3 separate regions of the Homo sapiens genome follow, and regions 1 and 3 are each linked to region 2. The links are chromatin contacts, found by Hi-C or POLR2A ChIA-PET in ENCODE. All regions are on one chromosome and are shown on one strand. Each heading gives the region's core, a stretch centred on a gene start or an enhancer-like site at or near the end of the contact. The rest is flanking DNA. Distances are from core to core; before and after follow the strand shown. Region 1 holds the start of WAPL (WAPL cohesin release factor). Region 2 holds the start of IFIT5 (interferon induced protein with tetratricopeptide repeats 5). Region 3 holds the start of GLUD1 (glutamate dehydrogenase 1).

Region 1 (4,014 bases), core at 648-3,147, 2.9 Mb after region 2:
CATCACATAAAAGCCCTCAAAAGGCACCAGTCTAAACAATAAGCCCTTCCACTTCAGCCTCATGCAGGCACTGACCCTGCCAAGTGTCCAGCACTAGAGAGGCCAGGCATAATAGACATATCCTTTGGTCTTGGGAGGATCACGACACCCTCCTACAGGAAGATCTTGCAATTGTTTCCTCACCTCTTCTGGTTTTTTGATCTTACCTTTTGCCTCTGATGATAATTACCCTTTAATTACCACCCACCACCTTGTCATCTAAATAATTATAGTAAGTGCAGCCTGCACCTCTGCCAGAAGATCTTTAAACAAAATGATAAAAACAAGTTCCTAAACTGCCAATTAAAAAAAGAGACAAAACTGACCCAAATAAAACAGTCATGTGCATCCCACCCACAGTGGAAGACATGGACTTGTTTTTCATATAAACTACAGAAGAAGTTGATTTATTTTGAAACAAGAAAAAGTACTGATTCAGTATTTAGGAAATTGTAAATGTCAGAATATAAATTCTGCAGTCAGGTAGGCAAAACAATCCAACCACACTAAAATCCACCTTAAATTCCTCTTGGGAAGAGCTGCAGGGTCTCTGAACTATTTTTCCTTTATTTGGAGTTTCCCCGATTATACCGGAGGGAGCTGGATAACTTCTGGGTGCATTAAAAGCAAATTATCCATTTGTGGGAGAAGGGCGGGCTTCTCACTGAAAGCAATTAGTAGTTTTCTAATTTCCCAGGTGGGTCTCCATTAACCGCCTAACAAACACCAAGGCTGTCGGAGTCCGACGAATCATGCACCTCTCTTAGGGGGAACTGGTTGCGCTACTCTTTAGAACGCTGTTTTCCCATGGTAGCCTTAAAAAAAACTTACCAATTTTCTGAATTAGGTAACACATTGAATGGGAAAAACCTAAGATAGCACAAAAAGGCGTACAGCGAAAAATTAAGACTCCTTCCTCCCGTCATCCGCCACCTCACTGTCCTCCCTAGAGGCAATCGCTGGTTCACTTCTTTAAACTTTTTATTATGGAAAATTTCAGATACACAAGTAAAGAGACTGTATGATGAGCACATATGCTCGCATCACGCAGCTTCAACGATGAAAAACGTTCTGCCAGCTTGTTTTATTCCTCTCCCCCAGTTTTCATAGGCGTATTTTACAGTCCTGACACCAGATCACTCTGTCAACACATCAGTAGGTCTTAAAAAAAAAAAAACAAAAAACCATAACCACATTACCGTTACCACACCCAACAAAGTTAATGATAATTGCTCAATACCATCCAATATTCTCGGGGCCACTTTCAATCGGTGAGGGGCAGACGGACTTAGAGGAAGGACTGCAGGGCTGGAGGGGCGCGAAAAAGCGAGGGGCGACGCTGCTCGTGGCCTCGGGTGTCCGGCGCCTCGCGGTCCCCGCCATCGTCACCTACGCCGGGCCAGGACCGACCAGGCCAGGTCGAGGGCGGCTCTTGACCACGCGCCCCCTGCCTCCCAGCTCCCGGGCGGCGGCCTCCGCAGGCCCGGCACAGCTGCACAGCCCGCGGTCCCCAGGCACCGGCGGGTCCCTGGAGGGGAAGCGATTGATACAGCTGCCTGCACTGCGCCACCCGCCCGGCTGCCCATCTCCGTGGCACCTGCGTCTCCCGGCTGGGCCGGGAGCTAGAAGTGGCTGCCGAGACCGGGAGGGCCCGGCCAGTCGCCCGCTCCCGCTCCCGCGCCTGGTCCTCGGCCCGCGACCTCGCGGACCTGGACTACAACTCCCGTCGGGCTCCGCGGCCGGGCCAATGGCGGGCGCCGGAGCATGCGGGGCGCAGCGCCTGCGCGGCGGTTTGAGTAAGCGGCTGCGCGATTGGCTGCGGGGTCGGGCGGCCGCGCGGGGACTGTGGGAAGCGGAGTGACGGAGCGAGCGGCTGTTGGAGGAAGGAGGTGGGGGCCGGGAGCGCAAATGGCGTTGAGATGGTTCAGGGCCCTGTTCAAACTCCAGCACTGACCATTCACCGGCGGAAGCGGCGGCGCAGGAGGCGGCGGCGGCCCAGCGGGGGCACACAGCAGGCTCTGTTACCAGCTCCAGCAGTGGCGGCCAGCGAGAGCTAGGCCTGGGCCCGGCCGGCGGCGCTCGAGGCGGGGAGGGAAGTTGCGGGGCCGCCGCTCCTGCCCCCCCAACCGGGCTTCCTATTTACCGAAAGCAGAGTCCCTCGCCTCTCTCGGCTCTCACCTGCCGGCCCTGCTCTCCCGCGCGAGGGTTCCGCGCCCGCCCGCGGGCCGTAGGGAGCGGGAGAGGCGGAGGCGGCCCGTGGCCAAAGCACCCGCCAGGCTCCGAGGGTAAGTGAGGTGTCGGGCGGCCGCCTAGGCCGGGAGGGAGCCGGGAGGGTGGGGGAGGCAGAGGCTGGGAGCGGGCGGTGGAAGTCTCACTGCCTCGCCCACCGGGCCGCTGAGGAAGTTGGGCAGGGGAATGACCTGAGGAACTCTTTTTTTCCCCTTTTATTTTCCTTTTTCGGAGTTCTTTTTCGGGCGACTGCTGATTGACTTAGCTCCCCAAACCCAGTCAAGTGTGTTGATTTCAGCCCCGAGTCCTTTCCCGTGGTTTCATCCGCCTCTGGCCGCCACTGGGGCCTTGCACTGCCTTAAGGATTCGGTGGCAGAGGCTTCCGGGGCGTCGAAAGTGACCTCCCTTTCCTGGGCGGCGCGGGTTGGGAGGAGAAAAGTTGCATTGAGTGTCTAGTCCGAGGGGTCCATCGCGCCCACTGCCCGTGGCGCCCCGGCTGTCCCCAGGTGAGGATTTCTGGTTAGTCAGGTTCGTCCCGTCCGCTTTCCATCTTTAATGGAAGCCCTTAAAGCCTTTGGGGATCGGGAAGACGCTAGATTAGGGTGGGAGTGAAGTATAAAGGCTTTTTGCTTTTTTTTTTTTTTTTTTTTTTTTAAATCACAGCGCACTTCTCTCAAAATTCGACCTGATTTTGGGCTAGGGCAAAAGCCGAACGACCGAAAAGACTTAGTCGTCAATCATTCTTTCCTTTTTAGTTAGGACAGTCTTTGGAGTTTAAAGGTTGAGCAAGATTGTGTACTTGAAACACTTAAAATTTAACTTCAAGGACGTCTGCACACTTATTTTGGAATCTGTAGTGCTTTACGCTTAGATAATGCCATTGCAAAGACATTTTATTGTGGGAAACGATAAAGGCAATCAGGAGGAGATATTATATAATGAACTTCTCTGTACCCATCGCTTGGATTTAGCAGTGACTATTAAACAAATTTATTTCATCTATACACTTCTCATTCCTTAATGTTGGAAAATCGCTGACGTTATTTCATCAGTATTTCACTATGTATTTGTAAAAGACGTGGTCTTTTGGCACAAAATTATTATTATCATTATTATTATTATTTTGAGACGGAGTTTCGCCCTTGTTGCCCAGGCTGGAGTGCAGTGGCGCGATCTCAGCTCACCGCAACCTCCGCCTCCCAGGTTCAATTGATTCTCCTGCCCCAGCCTCCGGAGTAGCTGGGATTACAGGCATGCGCCACCACGCCCGGCTAATTTTCTATTTTTAGTAGAAACGTGGTTTCTCCATGTTGGTCAGGCTGGTCTCGAACTCCTGGCCTCAGGTGATCTGCCCGTCTTGGCTTCCCAGAGTGCTGGAATTACAGGCGTGACCTGCCGCCCCCAGCCAGCACAAAATTATTTTTTATCACATAAAATAATTAAGTCCTTAGTGTCAGGTATTCATCTGAAGACTTCAAACTTTCAACAGTGAATGCTTTGTGGTTATAGAACCATTTTAACAGTTTTTCTGATGTTGGCATAAAGGAACTCAAGTCTAGATTTTTGGTTTGGCCTTTGGTTAGTATTTTTAGATGATTAGCACATAAGTGAATCCAAAACATTCCATCTTTGTTGGTGTGTATGTGTACGTACACTTACAGACCTGCAGGATCTCAGCTTTACATTCTTGAAGGAACAGAGAATCGATTTTTATTTTGTTGTCCGTGGTAGTTGCCCAGTATCCTG
Region 2 (3,841 bases), core at 66-2,565:
AATAATTAACATTTATTGTGCAAGTATTATGTGCTAAGCAGTCAACTGATAGGATTTATTACTGTCCTTTTCCACAGTCCCAAGAGATGGACACCATTAATTTTTACAAATAAGGAACAGACTCACAGAGTTTGAGAAACTTTGGGATCACTCAACTAGTAGGAGTTCAGTCCGGATTTAGAACAAGGGACTATCTGCTTTTAGAGCCCAAGACCTTAACATCTCATTCCTCAACTCATTAAATGCGGAAGGTTCACTAACCACGTGCAGGGCGGGGTGCTAGCCCCTGGGGATACAAAATGATCAAGAAAAGGACGCCATCATACTAAATCAGTAAAGGAAACAGATAAAGAAATCCTCATAAAACAGCGGATTGGGTGGGACGATAACAATCTGTGCTTGGTACAGAGGTAGCTCCTGGGAAGGGAAGAACTCAGACCCAGAAATCAGAAACGCAAACTGGCAGTGGCAGGCGAACCTGACGCCTGCAGGGCTGCGGCGAAACCGCGTATGCCACACCGAGGGAATGGCAGCTGGAAAGAGAGGCACGCGACAGGCCTAAGGAGACCCGTGGCACGTAGCAGCTGCCCCCGGAACAGCGCCTGGGGGCTCTGCAGGCGCTGACCAGTTTCCCGGAGGCGGCGGCCGCGGACCCAGCACGGTCACCGTCGCCGCTGCCGAGAAGAGCCGTCGGGTCGCGATGGGTGGACAGGCCTTCCGGGGGAGCGTCGCCCGGCACATACCCTGACAGTCCCGACCGCAGACGCCAGGGATGGGACAGGCTCCCGGGGAGCATCTCCTGTTCCTCCTCCCTGACCGGCCTTCTTAGGCGCTGGGGAGGGGCCGGACTCCCGAGAAGCGTCCACTCGGCCACCCTCCCCGGCAGGCCCGACTTCAGACGCCGCGCGCCGGGACAGAGCGCCCGGGGAGGGTCCCCAACGCAGATGCCCGGTTGCTGGGCGCGAGGGGCTCGGCCCCTGAAAAGGCCGCAGAACTGCGCTGGAAATGAATAAAAGCAGCCCGGTTTGAAACCAAGGCCGACGCAGGGCTTGGGAGGAGAGGCAAAGGAAAACCCTTACCTCATGATGGCAGCGCTCTGCAGGCCGTCCGGGCGGCGCAGTCCCTCGGATCGCTCTCTCCTCAGCACCGGGGACCGCGGGAAGCCGCGCGGTGGGCGTGCGCGTGCGCGTGCGCGCGCCAGGCCTCTGCAGCCCCTGGACTCGGCCGCGCGGCGTGTCTTTGTTAAAGGAGAGACCCCAGCCCCAGCAAGAACAGGAAACTGGAGATTGAATCAGATGCCGAGCGCTCAGAAACTGAAACTTAAGAAATCGAAACTAAACGTAAGCTTCAGAAACCGAAACTTAATAGAAGAGCTCAAGAGCCGCGGCCAGACGTTTGCGGAGTCCAGGGTCTTTCGGAGTTGAATTTGCAGCTGGGCTCCTTCACTTTGGTCTCGGCTTTTATCTGCCTCCCTGAGTACGCTGAGTTCGCATGCTGCCCGTGTAACTGTTTGTTTGTTTGTTTGTTTGTTTGAGATAGCGTCTCACTGTGTCACCCAGTCGTGATCTCAAGGGATGCGCCCGCCTCTGCCTCCCAAGGTGCTGGGATTACAGGCGGAAACTTAAGTCCCTGCTTCCACTCCAGTCTTTTGATTCAACAAGCAACACTGCAATGCTATACATCTATGCTGTTATTTCTGTTGGGTGTAAACTGAGAAATTTGGAGCTAAAATCTATATACATTTTAAGTTTTGACGGATATTGCCAAATAGCTTTAAAAATCCACTCTTACCCACAATTGTAGGAGACTGCTTCTCTTCCATACCTTCGCCAATGGTGCTTTGTAATAAGGACCCAATAAAGACAAGAGTGGTATTGGGGATCTAGGCAGAAAATGTCAAACACCCATACCTTAAACATTTTGTCCCCTTTGAATTCATTCAGCAAATATTGACAAACAACTGTAAGAGCCAGACTTTGTTCAAAGTACTGTCAATATAACAATAAAGAAAACAGACACGGGCCTTACCCTTATTGAGTTAATGTCTGTATTCAAAACCTCAATATCCTGTCCATAATTCATCTTTTGCATTGATTTTGGTTTTTTTTTTTTTTTTGAGACAGGGTCTCACTCTGTCACTCAGGTTGGAGTGCAGTGGTGAGATGACAGCTCACTGCAGCCTCAACCTTCATGGCTCAAGCGATCCTCCCACCTCAGCCTCCTGAGTGGCTGGGACTATATGCGTGCACCACTATGTCGGGCTAATTAATTTATTTTTTGTAGAGGCGGGGTTTTGCCATGTTGCCCAGGCTGGTCTCCAACACCTGGGCACAAATATTTTTCTAAACCTTAAATATTGTTCCGCCCATCGTGGCCTCCCAAAATGCTGGGATTACAGGCATGAGCCACTATGCTTGGCCTGATTTTGAATTTTTAAAAACATATTGCATTGAAATATTGTCTACCTTGATCACTGAGCTTCTGGCACCCCACCCCTCAAAACTTAGTGCCTGAAGCGAGTGCCTCATTTAAAGCAATCACTTCTAACAGTTGTACTGTCTTATACAGAAACTGCTGGTCACCTGTGGCTATTAAGAACCTGATTTTTAATTTAATATAAATTTAAAAACTGATAAGTTAATAGAAAACTTACATTTGGAATAACTTAGGTATACGAATCTGCTTTTTATAAGTTGCAAATTTTATGAACTCTAAATACAGAGCAAGTATTTCCAGTGATTATCCTCAGCAAACTAATGCAGGAACAGAAACCAAACACTGCATGTTCTCACTTGTAAGTGGGAGCTAAATGATGAGAACACACGGACACAGTGGGGAACAACACACACTGGGGCTTGTTGGAGTTGGGGGTGGTGGGAGGGAGAGCATCAAGAAGTATAGCTAAGTGATGCTGAGCTTAATACGTAGGTGATGGTGTGTCCGGAATTGGTTCCTTCCAGTAGGTTTTTGGTCTTGGTGACTTCAAGAATGAAGCTGCGGACTCTCGCTGTGAGTGCTACAGTTGTTAAAGATGGCGTGTCTGGAGTTTGTTCCTTTCGATGTTCAGATGTGTCTGGAGTTTCTTCCTTCTGGTGAGTTCGTGGTCTTGCTGACTTCAGGAGTGCAGCTGCAGACCTTCACAGTGAGTGTTACAGATCTTAAAGGTGGCGCGTCCGGAGTTGTTCGTTCCTCCCGGTGGGTTCGTGGTTTCACTGACTTCAGGAGTAAAGCCGTAGACCTTTGTGGTGAGTGTTACAGCTCATAAAGGCAGTGTGGACCCAAAGAGTGAGCAGCAGCAAGATTCGTTGCGAAGAGCGAAAGAACAAAACTTCCACGACGTGGAAGCAGACCCGAGCAGGTTGCCGCTGCTGGCTGGGGTGGCCTGCTTTTATTCCCTTATTTGGCTCCACCCATATCCTGCTGATTGGTCCATTTTACAGAGAGCTGATTGGTCCACTTTACAAAGTGCTGATTGGTCCATTTTACAGAGTGCTGATTGGTCCATTTTACAGAGTGCTGATTGGTCCATTTTGACAGAGTGCTGATTGGTGCGTTTACAAACTTTTAGCTACACACAGAGTGCTGATTGGTGCGTTTACAATCCTTTAGCTAGACAGAAAAGTTCTCTGAGTCCCCACCTGACCCAGAAGCCCAGCCAGCTTCACCTCTCAATCCCCCCTCTAAACAGGACACCCCAATTGCTGATGGGAATTTGGCTGATGACTGCTCTAGCTACTTTCTGCTGGATAGGGGCGAAGAAGGGGCCCTGTAGGTGTAGTGTCCTCCAGAGGGGAACTCTTTAGGCCAGTGGAAGGGCCAGCAGGTCAGTCCAGGGGTCCTC
Region 3 (4,222 bases), core at 307-2,806, 2.3 Mb after region 2:
ATAAATACATAACTGAACCCTCATACAGCATAAAGCTTATAAATCATATACTGAGGCCAGGCGCGGTGGCTCACGTCTGTAATCCCAGCATTCTGGGAGGCCTAGGCGGGCGGATCACTTGAGGTCAGGCGTTGGAGACCAGCCTGGCCAGCACAGCGAAACCCCGTCTCTACTAAAAATGCAAAAATTAGCCGGGCGTGGTGGCGCGGGCCTGTAATCCCAGCTACCCCGAGGCTGAGGCAGGAGAATCGCTAGAACGAACCCAGGGAGGTGGAAGCTGCAGTGAGCCGAGATGGTGCCACTACACTCCCGCCTGGGCGACAGAGCAAGATTCCATCTCAAATAAATAAATAAAATAAAAAATAAATCATATACTGAACCATTTAACAAATACATATATTCCTGAGAAAGAATTTCCTGGGGGCATTATCGCATTTCTAGTTTCCTTATTTTAGACTATTTCAGAGGGAGATAGGGTCTCCCTCTGTTGCCCAGGCTGGGGTGCAGTGGAGCTATCGTAGCTCACTGCAGCCTCGAACTCCTGGGCTCAAGCCATCCTCCAGCCTCGACCTCCCAAAGTGCTAGGACTAAAGGCGTGAGCCACCGCGCCGGGCCGGAGCCTCTGTCTGCAAAGGTGAAGCAGTCAGTACTGTGGGGCGACACAACCACGACGTGCGTAACTATGCGATCTCCACACTGCGGAGCAGTTGAACGGGACAATAAAAGCTCGCGTGGTGAGAGCTTGTGGGCGAGTGACTCCCTTCCAGCTCACGCCAGCCACGCATAATCCAACTCCGGGTGCCACGCCGCTCTCTGCAGCCCTGGCTGGTGACGCCGAGCCCTCAGCCCGGCCTTACGCGGCGGCGGCTCTGCCTCGCTTTCCTGCCCACGTGTCAGCCCCTGCACGCCCGGCCCCGGCCTGAGGCCGCCAGAGGACAGGCCAGGGTGGGCCGCCCGTTCCGAGGGCGCGCGGGCGGAAAGGAGGGGCGCCCGTGACTCACATGACCCGGTCCCCGACCAGACCGCCAAGCCTCACCCACGCGGCGCTCGGGGGGACTCGGCCTCTGAGCGCCCTACAGAGGCCAGCCCCCGACCCCGACCTCCCTGGGCTACCCCCAACCCCCCTGAGGGACCCCCGCGGCGCACATACCTGAGAGCCCCGCCGGAGGCGGGTGCGGCCTCCGGGCAAATCCGGCCGCCCGTGGGCCCGCCCCGACCCGCCCCGACCCGCCCCGACCTTCCCCTCCCTGCCCCTCCCGTCCGTTCCCCTCCACTCTCCTCCCCGCCCTTCCTCTCCCCTCCCCTCCCTTCCCCACTGGCGCGCGAGCGTGCGCGCCGAGCCCGCCCGCGCCTGCGCGCCCCCGACGCCCCGCCGGCGCGCGCTGCCGCCAGCGAGGCCCGGGGAGGCCGCGGCGGAGGCGGAGGCCCGGCGCCCTGGGCGGCGCCCTGTCCCCGAAGTCCGTCCTCCCCGTTAGGTGGCGAGCGCCCGAGGGGAGGGGACAGCCGGGCAAGCAGGAAGCTGCGGCTTAAAAGGGCAACCCGCGCGGGACCCTTCCTCCCTAGTCGCGGGGAGTCTGAGAAAGCGCGCCTGTTTCGCGACCATCACGCACCTCCCCTCCGCTTGTGGCCATGTACCGCTACCTGGGCGAAGCGCTGTTGCTGTCCCGGGCCGGGCCCGCTGCCCTGGGCTCGGCGTCCGCCGACTCGGCCGCGTTGCTGGGCTGGGCCCGGGGACAGCCCGCCGCCGCCCCGCAGCCGGGGCTGGCATTGGCCGCCCGGCGCCACTACAGCGAGGCGGTGGCCGACCGCGAGGACGACCCCAACTTCTTCAAGATGGTGGAGGGCTTCTTCGATCGCGGCGCCAGCATCGTGGAGGACAAGCTGGTGGAGGACCTGAGGACCCGGGAGAGCGAGGAGCAGAAGCGGAACCGGGTGCGCGGCATCCTGCGGATCATCAAGCCCTGCAACCATGTGCTGAGTCTCTCCTTCCCCATCCGGCGCGACGACGGCTCCTGGGAGGTCATCGAAGGCTACCGGGCCCAGCACAGCCAGCACCGCACGCCCTGCAAGGGAGGTGAGCGTCGGCCGGGCCCCGTCCCGCCCTCCCTGCCTCCCCTGCGGCCCTCCCCTCCGGCCTCCTGCCGGTGCGGGGCCGCTGCTCAGCCCAGCCCAGCCCAGCTGGAGCGGGCCGGGTCCCCGCCCGGGTCACCCCGCCTCGGATGTGGCCGGCTCTGTGGATGGTGATTTTTCCGCCTTAAAATCATCATGCGATTGGCCTGCCCCCTCCCCCGCGCCGTCACCCCGGGCCTCTGTATATGCTGATCTTGCATGCAGAGTAGACGCTGCACCGGTCTCCTTTTGGTCCCGGTGTCTGTGTCACACACGGCGGGTCCTGCCGAAATGCACTTCTAGGAAAGGGAATGACCTGCCCGTGTGATAATGCCTCGTCAGTGTTCTTGGGCTTTTGTGAGTCTCCCCTAAATGCAAGCTGTCAAATTATTTTCTGGTATTTGTTCACTCCTGTTCCAATAGTGACAGATGATATCCGAACATAGAAAATGACTTGGCTTCTAAGTTTGAAATCTAGACAGTTTTATTAACCAAAGGAATTTACTAATCACGCGTTAATCGTTTCAATTAAGTAATTTTCCCATTCTGACAAGTTCTGTTTTATACCAAAAAAAAGGAAAAACACAAAAAAATCACAAGCAATGTAATATCTCTGACAAATAAACACCTGGCGTCCTGACAGTAAATTTACAGGTTGTAGGCTGCGGATGGCCAGCCAGCCAATGGAATGAAATAGCTCTGGGGGTGTGTACTGGTCCTGGCTAGCCCTGAATTTGAGCTTCAGGAAAAATATAGTACGTGAAGAAAGGGGTCAGATAATGTTTGGTAGTCACTGGGTTATCCTGTGGTTTAAATCATTTAATGTCTGTAGATTTGGCCTCTGTAGTCAGATTGCTTTCTTCGAGCAAATAAGAGCTTTTTTCCCCCCAATACATTGCATCATACCTCTTTAGTAACATAAAATGGAAAGGACAAACCACTTTTGTCTACTGTAAAAAAGAAAAATTATATGGAATAAAGAGCCCAGGGAGGCGAGGAGTCTTGTTGGAGGTGGATTGGCTGAGAAGCACAGAGGATGTTGGGCTAGACCCATGTCTCAGTAAACCTGGTTCTGTGGTCTTTCAGTTATGCCCGCTGACTTATGAGGATTTTTAGAAATCCTCTCTGTACCGGAAAAAACTTGAGCGGTGCTGGTGTTCCCAGCAGGGGGGACAAAGGTTGTTTTTAAAGATTTACTAAATTTGCATTGACCCCGCCCACTTCTAGGACTTAACTTTGGAGCTTAATTATCCCCTAGCTCTGGTTGCCTCAGCCAAAACCAATGTTTGAACCACTTTGACCTCTGATTTCCTTTCTAGCTTCAAAATTGTATAAAATGTACACACCGTCAGTCTCCTACATTTGCCTGCCTTCTTCCTACCACTCCCTTATTATCCAAACCAGGAAAACAAGTTCAGACTCCAAAGAAAGGCAAATAAGGATGTTGGAGGAAGTTCAGGCAATGTTTAGCAAATATTGAGTTGCATCGTTTTCTTAAAACGGACATCAAGTTTATTTTTTACTATCTTGCTGGCAGCATTTGCCAGTCCTTTAAAAGGTGTACAGATAAATCAGTGTATGTGGTTTTCTGCAGGATGATTTGGTCTCTGAAATCCTTTTTCTTCGATTCTTCAGATGCCCAGCTCTCTCCTGTTTTTATAAGTCGCAGCTCCGCAAACTCACTGAAGCAACTCGTTTACCATAGTTTGTGAGTCCTCTTTCTCTTGTTGCCACAGCAGTTTTAATGCCAAAATATTGAACCTAGCAACAAATTGGGTCAGCCATACCAAAGCACTGTTACTGTAGCACTTGCTTGTACTAGAGTGTAAGATACAATTTTCTGTTCCGTTTATCCCATTTACAAAAAAACATGCTATTAACCCCCAGCATATAAACAGGGAGAAACTGAATTGTTACTAGTAAACTGTTGCAAGCATTGATAGAACATCAAAGAAAATTGGCCTCTACAAAGTGACAAATTTATTATCTTCAGGAATTTGAAAGGCTTTCTGGATTGGGGAAGATTACATAGCTATGAAAGCCCTTAAATATTTTAGTTTGCTTAATAAACAGTATACTAAACAGATGATCAGCAAAATTTGGGTACTATAGC

Evidence for each region. Hi-C counts contacts between places; a loop is a spot of excess contacts on that map. ChIA-PET counts read pairs that join two places held with the same protein, here RNA polymerase II (POLR2A). Pooled maps may share reads with other maps.
Region 1: a map of CD8-positive, alpha-beta T cell shows a loop between it and region 2 (5-fold over the local background). The contact joins the promoter of WAPL here to the promoter of IFIT5 in region 2. A Hi-C loop is called at or near these places in 2 of 168 maps with a recorded cell type or tissue (CD8-positive, alpha-beta T cell and naive thymus-derived CD4-positive, alpha-beta T cell) and 6 of 50 pooled maps.
Region 3: a map of naive thymus-derived CD4-positive, alpha-beta T cell shows a loop between it and region 2 (5-fold over the local background). The contact joins the promoter of GLUD1 here to the promoter of IFIT5 in region 2. A Hi-C loop is called at or near these places in 1 of 168 maps with a recorded cell type or tissue (naive thymus-derived CD4-positive, alpha-beta T cell) and 6 of 50 pooled maps. POLR2A ChIA-PET finds 5 or more read pairs at or near these places in 1 of 52 experiments (activated T-cell).

Annotation. Positions count from the first base shown.
Region 1 is chr10:86,519,675-86,523,688 of GRCh38, reverse strand. It overlaps WAPL (WAPL cohesin release factor), which reads left to right and starts at 1,897. Exons shown (of 19, transcript NM_015045.5): 1 at 1,897-2,324. It overlaps WAPL-DT (WAPL divergent transcript), which reads right to left and starts at 1,742. Exons shown (of 2, transcript NR_186498.1): 1 at 1,280-1,742; 2 at 1-1,180. RefSeq lists silencers at 1,284-1,843, 1,984-2,403.
Region 2 is chr10:89,412,042-89,415,882 of GRCh38, reverse strand. It overlaps IFIT5 (interferon induced protein with tetratricopeptide repeats 5), which reads right to left and starts at 1,315. Exons shown (of 2, transcript NM_012420.3): 1 at 1,080-1,315. The coding sequence starts at 1,084. It also overlaps a transcript of LIPA not described here. RefSeq lists enhancers at 269-338, 439-538, 1,149-1,458.
Region 3 is chr10:87,092,177-87,096,398 of GRCh38, reverse strand. GLUD1 (glutamate dehydrogenase 1) reads left to right here and starts at 1,556. Exons shown (of 13, transcript NM_005271.5): 1 at 1,556-2,074. The coding sequence starts at 1,630. It overlaps SHLD2 (shieldin complex subunit 2), which reads right to left and starts at 1,193. Exons shown (of 10, transcript NM_001330112.2): 1 at 1,151-1,193. RefSeq lists enhancers at 543-602, 3,007-3,544 and silencers at 645-902, 823-1,522, 1,643-1,782, 1,983-2,322.